Regions from separate parts of the Mus musculus genome. Here region 1 is linked to region 2. A link is a loop called in an ENCODE intact Hi-C map of the cell type or tissue named here. Cell type or tissue: heart. All regions are shown on one strand. Each heading gives the region's core, and the rest is flanking DNA. Links, peaks and the distances in the headings are about the cores only.

Region 1 (5,384 bases), core at 291-5,290, 73 kb after region 2:
GATTGTGCTCATAATACTAATGAAAAATGACATTTCCTCCTGAAAAGAATTTTAGATGGCCACACATACTATAGGCAATGAGAAAGTACTTAGCAATTTTTTTTTACTTTAATTTTGTACATCCAGACACTAAAAAGTTGATGATTAATGATTTTACCATTTTGGGTGATTAAATTACAAGCTATTTTTAAAGTTACATTTCAGGATTGTGTGTGTGTGTGTGTGTGTGTGTGTGTGAGGTAGGGAGTTGTTCCTGAATGTTGAGACTAGAGGCTCATAGGGAAGAGCTATACCAATGGAGCTATATCTAAAGCCAGCCATGTTCTATGACTAATTTCAGAAGCCCCACTTTAGTTGGGCAAGGTAGATTAATTTGTAACACCAATAAAGGAAGAATGGGGTCTAAAATGCTTGAAACAATAACAAAAACCAACCAAACAAACAGAGAAAAAGTGTATGAGGCCCGAGTGGTTAGCTACCAAAGTCCATGCCTTTCATTAGTCTCTATTGTTTTCTAGGTGACAGTAAAGCCAAAAGAAAATACAAAAGCATGCCATCAATGTCATCGTGAAAAGATGTCGTTACCTGCGAAACAGACTTATTGTGAGGCCCGCCCTCCAACCAATCAGAATGCCAGAGAACTCCCGGTCAGAGCGTTGACTGACCTATCTCTCAAGGATAAGACAATGGCCTACTTTGTTGTACAATGCAGATGGATTCCCATGCCATGTGCCCAGAGTTCGTTGAACACATGATGCTATGAAAGCGTCGAATCCATGAAGGAAGACACTAAGCATAGGTCGTACACCAGACAAAGCAAAGCAGAATCCACACTAAAGCAAGATGGAGGGCAGGTAGGATGGCTCTGTGGGTAAAGGTGCTTTGCTGACAGGTCCTGACGATCTCACCTGCTGAAAAGGGAGGACTGAATCTTAAAAGTTGTCCTCTGACCTTCAAAGGATTGAATTACTTTCCTATGTGTGTATAGACAGACAGACACACACACACAACACACACACACACAGAGAGACTTTTTTTTAAATTAAGCAAAAAAATCCTTGGTTTTAAAGTGTTCTGGAAGTTTCCTAACCTGTGTGAAACTCCATTTTTCTTCCGTCTCAGAAGATTAAGTGTTCTGTCAGTTCCTATCAGAAAGTAGAATCTCTACTTCCAAGAAGCCAGGTTATTTCAAGCCCTGCTGCCTTTCGCTTGTCATTTGCCTAACCCTGAAAGCAAACTTTCCCAAAGGAATCTCTTCTAAGGACCCATGTGCTCCTGCTATTCCCAATAGGCTCCTTCATTATTTTATCTAAGCCTTTACTGCACTGACTGAGCTTAGCCTGACAGAACCAAGAGCTTCTCTGCTGTCCTGTGAACAGAAATGAACCCAGGAGAGAAGCGAGAAGCAATTCTTTCACTGCCTACACTCACTGGCTAAGTAAACAATGCCCTTTGCTCATTTTACATAAAATGTTCTCATTTACATAAAATATTTACCTAAATGATTGTGTGCAAAGTAAAACCAAATTGGTTAACTATTCAAGGAGGACTTGAGCGAGATTCTTTCAGGATCATTGTTGTTTTCTCTGGCTCTTTTTTGTTTCCCAGTGCAGGGATATGTATGTAGGCAGGTGTTCTACCACTGAGCTACATTGCCAGTCTTCGTGTTGGCTTTTTCTTTAAAAACAGTATCTTCCATTTCAACCCTTTTAGCATTCCTTTAAAAGAGAAGAGGACTCCAACTTGAAGCCTTTGAGCTTTAAACTGAAAAAAAAAAAAAAAAAAAAGAATACAAAGAGCATCCTTCCAAAGGCAACGGCCCTAATTCAGGCACTGGGAACTCTGCTTAAATACCCAAGCTCCACTGTCCCCAACACAGAGACTTGACTAAAGTGACTAATTATAGCGACTAAACTCCATCATGACAAGGAGAATGTCCATTCACTCAGAGTAGTGGCCTCAATACCTAACAATTCAGGGCTTGACACATGAACTCCACTAAGGGTAGAATGTATAGGATCCACATTGAAGGGAAGAATGGAAGAATACTCACAGACGATAGCCCAAGTAAGGCAACACTTCAAACAGAAATATCCACTTTATTTCATTGGCATTCAAAACCCGAGTTCTTACTTGATTGTCTTTGTAGACATCAGATCAGCTTCTCCACTGGAAAGAACGTAATAGCTGATGTCTGAATTGTTTTAAATAATGAGAAAGGTTTGAGGGTGAAGCTTTAGCAGAAAGCCCTGGCTTCAGTCCCCAGCACTACATATACCTGGCATGGTAGTCCACACCTATAACGCCAGGACGCGACAGGAGAGGCAAGATGATCGAGAGTTCAAGGACATCCTCAGCTATGTACGGGGTTCAAGCTAAGTCTGTGATACATAAGCTTTTGCTTTCTGCAATCATCCTATCCAGTTAAAAAATCTTGATGATATGTGATTACTACTAACAGTCTATTTGTCAAGTCTGCATGGAGACTCACCTCACAGTAGCTAAGGGTGGCCTTACAACTGTCTAAGACTCTCTTGTTGCCATTTTCCCAGTAGATGAGGCTGACGTTTTGCCTGGGATAGTCACAGGTGATGATGTTCTACTATTTGGCAAACAAATCATAATAAGAGCCACGTAAATCTCAAGCGCGGGATGAAGCACCTTGGTGTTCCTGAGACACTTAACTAGGATTTGCTCCTGCGGTTCTGCACAAGGCATCGAAGGGAGCGAGTGGCTTGCCGGAGCTGCTCTGCACGGATGACATCACCGCTTGGCTTTCCGAACACACCTTCTTGGCTCTCGCTCTTTTGGCTCCCTTCCATGTAAACAAGGCCTGATTAATGCTGCAGAAGGCCTGTGAATCACGTATTCCACTCCCACAGGGGAAGGCAGAATGTCACTTTTTCCTCATTTTGTACACAGAGCATTTGGGTATTTAATGTGGCATCCCTAGCAACGACATAGAAACTGCTTCAGTGCCTGGCTGCCAGCCTCGTGACACTTTCTGTGAGAGCAGCTGACGGCTTGCCCACTGGAAGGCCTGTGTTAACACCTGAAGCTGCATTCAGAGGACTGACCATTATGGCTGGAACACAAGCACATGACAAGCCTGCCCTTTGATGTAGAGACAAGGAGAGAAAGGAGGCATCTTTTCTAAACCGAGAGCAAATGGGATCCCACCATTCAGTCCCAGCTGCTGTAGATTCACCAGAGCCTAGGTTGGGGGCGTTGCAACCCCTGCTATTGCTACCTCAGCCAGCTGGCAACCGCACTGAACACATATCTAATCAGTAAATCAAGGGAAGCCAGGAAAAATAAAAGCAAAAATCTCCCCCCAGCACAAAGAAGGAAGCTTTGGTCGTCAATCTTTATGACCAGGCCACAAAAATCGTTGAACGGCTGTAAACAGTCAACAAGTGATTTGGAAGAATTTCACTTGGAGGAGAGAGTAACCTTGGCCATCAACGCACCTTGGGGCCATGTAGAGCTTTATAGAAGTACTGAGCTCCACCAGACCGGCATGGTTCACCTCAGGGGAGGATTACGCTGTGGCCTCAGTTTTTGGGCAAAGAACATTCCAGACTCATGAGTTGATTTTCTTGTGCAGACCCTGAAAGTGGCAAATATTAAAATAACCCACTGGTCAAAATAATGGCTCTCGAGCATTTCCTTTTCCTCTCTGAAGAAAGCCTGGGAGAATGGAGAAGCGAGCCTTTCTTTTCTGTCCTTCTCATGTGACCTCCACAGAAAACAACACAGGTGTGCTCCACTAGCTTCATAGAATTTATTTTTCCAGAAAACCACATTGTTTTCCATTTTTATAAGCCAGGATAGGAAGACTATGAGATCAATTCATCAAAAACTACTCAAGTCCCTCTGAAGGAGGAAGTGTATGACCATGGTCACCTCCAAGGTTAATGTCTTTCTTATGAGGTATGGTGCAACTTTCAACATGCAACAGTCAAAGGTAAAGTCATGCAACAGTCAAAGCAAGCCATGAAAAGTTAGCAAATTGTTTGAATTCTTTCCATTTAGAGAGGGAGAGAGAGAGAGAGAAAGACTCAAGATTTTATTCGCCCATATTTCAGAATACGTGTGGCATATAAATACACAGATACATATGCACACATGCACACATGCATGCATGCATGCATACAATGCAGGGTCTAATACACAGGTCATTCAGGGGAAGTATTTGATTGTTTTGGTCATAACATCAACTCAGAGTCCCAGACTTCTTGAGAATTCTGAAAGCAGACTCAGACAACAGAGTCACCAGACCAGTGAAATGCAAGTCCACATGCAAAGCAAGAGAGACAATTCCAGTCACCACCTAACCCAGGAAGAAGTGAAATGGCTACTTTGAGTACTTGAGGGGGATCCACTGGCCCACCCTTTGGGCTATTTGTGCTCCCTGGACCTTTTCTGCGGAGCTCCTTGCCCCTGGCTCTGCCTGGCAGGTGGAGCTTGTGAGATTCCCCTGTCTTGCCCAATACCACAGGGTGTATTATTATTACCTATATTGCACAAGATTCACTTTCTTTGTCTCAGCATCACAAGATTACAGGGATTCCTTGGGTGGAACACAAACATTCTTCCCTAGCAAGTGCCACAGTTAGAGGCTCCTCCTCACTGCCAGCGTGTGGTGTGTCTTTGTGATTTGATGTTTGATGAGCAGAATTGCTATGCCTTGGAGTCCACATGAGGACACTAAAAATAACTGTGTGGGGATTTGGTTAGGACACACAAACATTAACATCACTACTTGACTACTTGTTTCTTAATTAAATATAGAGGCGATCGGTGACACTGTTGCTGTGATGCTAATACCACAGAGCACATGACAAGGAGGTTTCCCAAATGCTGGGTTTGATGATGCACATCTAAACTCCCAGCCCCTGAAGATGTTAGGCTGGAAGGTAGTGGCTTTGAGACTTTCCTCTGAGACAGAGGAAGACCTGTGGTTGCCAACACGCATGACAGGTAGCTCCAGTGTCAGGAGATTCCGTGTCTTCTTCTGATCTCTCTTGGCACCTGCACTCATGTCCACACACACATATGTACACGTAATTAAAAATAAAATCTAAAAAAAAAAAAAAAAAAAAAAACCTCAACACTTCCTGTTTGTTAATTGAATTATTTTATCTTCTGCTCATTCCAAAATGCTATTGCATTACTTTGTTGTCATTTGTTGACACAGTTGGGGTTTGTTAGCATATAAAAACCTCTAACTAATTTGATTGGAATCTCAGAAAATAAAAACCTGAATCCCCAGGAGATTGGAAGATCAGGTCTCCCACCTGTAAAATAGTTTGTGACCTCTTTGTGATTCTATGTCAATCACTGATTCTAAAGTCACATCAAATATTGCATCAATTCGATTT
Region 2 (5,384 bases), core at 313-5,312:
TTTACTGCTGATTCCCTGGAAGCTCAGAGGTTGTCCCCTGAGATTTCTAATGGTTGCTATTCCGTTAAGTGAGAACAGTCACTCCTGAAGGTCAGTTGCTGCTCCAGCTTTCCTGGGGTTTCTGTTCCCTCCAGCCCTCTGCTTCTGCTCATTGATCTTTGCCTCCTTCCTTCCCTTCTTCTTCCCATGTGGCTCCCCGCTTTTCTGGTTCCTTCTCCCCTCTCCAGGAAGGACAACCTCACTGTGGACAGAACCTTCTTCTTACAAAGTTCTTATCTGCTTGGTCCAGTGACCTGAGATGCCATACTCAGCACCTGTATGAACCAAACCTGATCATGAAAGTCTGGCGTCCTGACATGGGGACTCTTACTAACCCAGAGCAAAGGAGACAGGAAGAGGCAGGCAGGCGGGGCAGTTAATGCGCTCCTTAAATTGACCCCTCACTGGGAATTAAACATTGAGCCTAAAGCATGTTAGGGCAAGTGCTGAGCTATATTTCTAGCTGTTAGCTGTGAGTCTCCCATTCTCTAATGTTTTCCCAGCCATTGTTTAGTGAAGTTTGAGTTTCCTCCATGATGGAAAGGTGGGCAAAGCTCCCAGAGAAAAGAGCTTGGTTTGTACTCTCCTCTCCTCAGGGTCACAGTGCTATCTACTGACACATTCCAAGTCCTTATAAAAACTGTCAGGGTCAGCAAGCACACCGGCTACCCAAGAGAAACATCTATTAACCATCATGAGGTGGATTTTACAGCTCCTAATAACATCTCCCTTTAAGTTTACCTAGAGCCCTGCTATATATATATGTCTGCCTTGCTTACAAGTTTGGGGTATGACTCCAGAAAAGTCATAGAAACAAAGAATACGGTCTCCTACTAACAGTTTTAGAACTTTTAACTATCAAATTCTTTATGTATATATATATTTTATATATTTATCTATATATTTGATATTTAAATTTCAATATATCATATATGAATAGTATGAATATATTAATATATTTTATAATATATTATATGATTTATTTTCATTTATCTATTCACATATAAATGTTTTACTTTGTTTATATTCATATAATACATTATATATGTATATATTTATATTATAATTATATATACTAAAATATATTTATATATTAGTTTTCTTTATATAACTATATTTATATAATTTATGCATAACATATTATACAATATGTTATAAAATATTTCATATTTTATATAATATATTATAAGATATAGATATATATGTATATATGCTGGATAAATGAGCCAAGTCAAGTCAGTATTCAAGAGCACTGGCTGCCTTCCCAGAGAACCAGGGTTCAATTCCCGTCACCCACATGGAAGCTCACAACTGTTTGTAACTCTAGTTCCAGAGAATCTGACCCCTTCTTCTGGCTTCTGTGGGTTCCAGGTACGTAAGTGGTGCACAAACACACATGAAGCAAAACACCTATGTGCATAAACAATTTTAAAAATTAAAAATGATCATGACAGATAAGTCTAAGGTTGGATTTCTAGGAAGAGCTTAGATATTTAACCTATAAAGCTTTCCTAAAAAATACCTTGAAAATCAAATGAGAATATCTCACCTTTTCTCAGGACACAAGCTAACATAAAGTAAACAGAAAGAAATCATGATCTGTCTTTTAAGTACCTTGCAGTTATGTTTGTGTGGTCAAAGTCAATGTCCTGGGAATGTGATAGTGATCATTCTTAACTCTGGTCCAACGGTTTCCTCTGGATTAGTTTCTTCAGCTTGCTTTCACCTAACAAACAAAACAAAACAAAACAAAACAAAACAAAACAAAACAAAACAAAACAAAAAACAAAAGGTACTGTCTAAAATCCTATCCTGGGCTTCCACCATTGTAAAGTTCACATTGTCAGAACTGATTGCAGGTTTGTTACAACCACGTCTCGCTGAGCTCCCTGAAAAACATTTTCTTGATTTTCTTTTGAGTTATCTCTGAATTCTATATATTTGTCCTTATGACATTACCACGACCACATCGTGTGCTTGCTCGCTCTCTCTCTCCCCCCTCCTCGCCATGTGAAAGTCAGGCATGGCTCTGGGTGCCTGGAAGCCCAGAGCTGAGGGAAGACGACACAGTAGCCTCTGCCCAAGAGTTAGCCAGTTGATCAAACAATGATCCTCAGGTCAATAAGAAAAGGAATCTGAAAGAAAGGAAGGAAGAAAGGAAAATAAGGAGGGAGGGAGGGAAGAAGGAAGGGGGGAAGGGTCATAATGTCCTCTTGTAGCCTTCCCTTGTGTGTTCATTGATACTCAAACTTCACCCTCTATACACACCCAAGTGCAGATATCACACAGATAAAAAAATAAGTGAAAAAATAAAAGATTCTATTCCTTCTCATGTAGGGTTGTGTCGTCTTCCTTGCATGGTCTGAGAGAGTGAAACAGGTCTGTGTTGTGAAATCTTTTGAGGGTGTCACTCCAAAACCAAATGTCCTTTGTCTACTTTGGCATTTGTCCCTCCATCCCCTAGTCTTAATTCTTATTCCTGTTGTTTAGAAGTTAAAAAGATCCAAACTGATTCTCTGAGTCCAAGAGTTTAAAAACATGGCTGGGACACATTTTCTAAATAAAGACCTTGCAACCCTGAATTCTGAGTGACTAGCTACAGGCCTCGATTTTCCAAAAGCAAAGAACAATATTTTATGCTGGAGTTGCTGTAATATAAATAACCAGGTCTGGAGAAACCTTTCTGCCAATGTCTCACAGCCCAGAGGACAGGCTAGGTCCTCAAAGAGACCCAAAAGAGAATCAGGGGAAAGTCGGAGGCTTCCTGTCTTTGTAATGAGTTTACTAATTAAATCTTAATTGTAAACCAAGCTGAGCAAAATTCAAATGAACGTCGGGTGCCAGAAGCCAGGTTATTATGATGGAATTGTTTATAAGGACAGGAAAATGACTTTCTAAACATCACATTCCTGTGCAGGAGCCAAGACTCTGAGGAAGTCTCCCCACCCCCACCCCCACACCCCCACACCCCCACCCCCATGAGGAGAAGCTCAGAATGGAATGGTTAAGTGACCAGGACTTGGGATAACGGAGCAACATCCAGATGTCCAAGTCCCCTGGATTCAACCACTGCCAGAGGCTGCAATATTCTCCTGATGGACTGCAAAAGCCCTGGACCTTGGGCAATGCAATGTGCTTTTGCCCTTTAGCACAAGTAAGTGGTCCAGCATTTCAGCAGTGATGTGATGTGGTGGTGATGGAAATGGAAATTCCATTTCCTTCTTAAATCCCTGACTGCTCTACTGGAAAGGAGCTGCGCACGTTGACAGAAGCCCAGAAGCTTCAGACAAACGGAGCCACGTAATGGAAAACTCAAGAAGCTGCTTGTGCTTCCTCTTAGCATGGCCACTGAGGTGGGGTGGAGACCAGAGAAGCATTCAAAGCAAAACTCACACAGTTACGTACGTGGACCAAGATAATCTATTACCAGGTTAGGAGAGGAAGGCCCAAATGCACTTGTTCCACTTTGGTGGTGGTTGGTTGCTATTGATGGTGGTGGTGGTGGTGGTGGTGGTGGTGGTGGTGGTGGTGGTAGTGGTGTGGTGGGTGGGTACTTATTTCTTTAAGTGAATCTTGTTAGGTATGGTAGCAAATACCTATAATCCCAGGACTCAGGGGGCTAAGGTGGGAGAATACAAGAATGTAAGGTCTGGGCTGCCTAGCAAGTCTCTGTCTCAATAAATAAGTAAATTGCCTTGAAACCGGTTTTCGTGGTGTGAGCATGTGTGTGTGTGTGTGTGTGTGTGTATGTGTGTGTGTGTGTGTGTGTGTGTGTGTGTGTGTGTGTGTGTGTGCAGGCACATGTACATGTGTGCATACTTGCAGGAGCCAGAGGAGAATCTGGCAGATGTTTAAACTGCTGTATAGCTTATTTTTGAGGCAGAATCTCTCATTGGCTTTGAGCAAGACTTAGTATCAACAAGAGCCACATCAGGCACTGGCAAGATGGCTCAGCCAGGAAAAGCACTCGCTGTTCTTGCAGAGGTTCTGAGTTTGGGTTCAGCATCTATGTCAGATGGCTGTCAATTGCCTGTAACTAGAGTTCCAGGGAGTTTGACCATCCCCTCTGGCCTCTTCAGGCACCTGCAGGCACACACAAGCACACATGTATGCACACACACACACACACACACACACACACACGTAAAAAACTAAACTAAATTTTAAAAAATCCACACCAGCCATTAGCAATACACGACCCCATTATTTAAAGGCTAGAACGGGGCTTAAGAAATAATGTTACAAATTAATATTAATATCAATCGTTATTGATTGTCAACTTGACTGATCTTTATGAGACACACCCCTAGATACCTATGAGATTGTCTCCATAAAATCGTAACTGAGGAGGAATTGTGGCACCGTTCTATGAGCTAGGTTCTTGGGTTGCATAAAAAGAGGTAGCCAGCTGAACTCATCTCTCACCAGCCAGCCAGCCAGCCTAATGGAGCTAGTTACAAGGACTGTCTCCAAGTACAAAATGGATGCTATTTAAGGAGCTACAACTACAACTGCACGGCCTCCTCACTGTGGATGTCATGTGAGAGCTGTCTACCCCTGACATTACACATTCCTGCCATGAAGACTGTGCCCTCAAACTCTAAGCCAATACAAGCTTTTCTTTCCTATTTGTTTGTCTGTATTGTTTTGTTTTGTTTTTTGAGACAGGGTTTCTCTGTGTATCCCTGGCTGTCCTGCAACTCACTCTGTAGACCAGGCCAGCCTCGAACTCAGAAATCTACCTGCCTCTGCCTCCCAAGTGCTAGGATAAAAGGCATGCACCGCCGCCACCACCACCACCCAGCAAGCCTTTCTTTCCTTAAGTGGCTTCTGTCAGATGTTACATCACAGCAACAAGAAAAGTATATAATATGCCATCATTTGACTTTTAATTCAAGAACAGGAAGCAAGAACTAACTCTCTCTCTCTCTCTCTCTCTCTCTCTCTCTCTCTCTCTCTGGAAAACTGTCATAAGACAAGCGCCATCCATCTCTGACTCTTTGATCCACTTTCTGAATTATCCCTATAGAGAACCTGTAAGTTACTAAGTAAATTCAAATCATTTTTATGGATCTCTGCTTGAATCCCTAGTTGGTCTTTCATTTTCCCATTAATGGATATAGAGGCTACTTGTAGATAGGAAAACCCCATCTCATATTTGGAATCTTCTGAGACATGGTGTATGTAGACTTCTGAAATACCCCCTCATTTTAGCCTTGTCTGTCTACAATGTAAATGTCACGCTAATCATAAGATAAGAATTGGACCACTCTCAAAAGGCTGGCTCTTTGAACCAAGGATATTGGTGGCTCCGATCAGTTGCTGAACTTCATTTCATCGACTCC

What was found. Peaks named below come from ENCODE experiments on the same cell type or tissue, not always from the same donor. Only the 100,000 strongest peaks of a DNase experiment are listed, where the experiment ranks them.
Region 1: a loop joins it to region 2, with 4 times the contacts of the local background. A loop is called at or near these places in 6 of 42 quality-filtered maps.

Annotation. Positions count from the first base shown.
Region 1 is chr2:9,617,976-9,623,359 of GRCm38, forward strand. No RefSeq gene overlaps it. Among named protein-coding and RNA genes, the nearest start is that of Gm13218, 28 kb to the left of the region's middle. In heart, for the core only: no CTCF peak of the experiment used is centred there; a DNase peak (open chromatin) is centred at 2,876.
Region 2 is chr2:9,545,150-9,550,533 of GRCm38, forward strand. No RefSeq gene overlaps it. Among named protein-coding and RNA genes, the nearest start is that of Gm13218, 45 kb to the right of the region's middle. In heart, for the core only: no CTCF peak of the experiment used is centred there; DNase peaks (open chromatin) are centred at 2,832 and 3,242.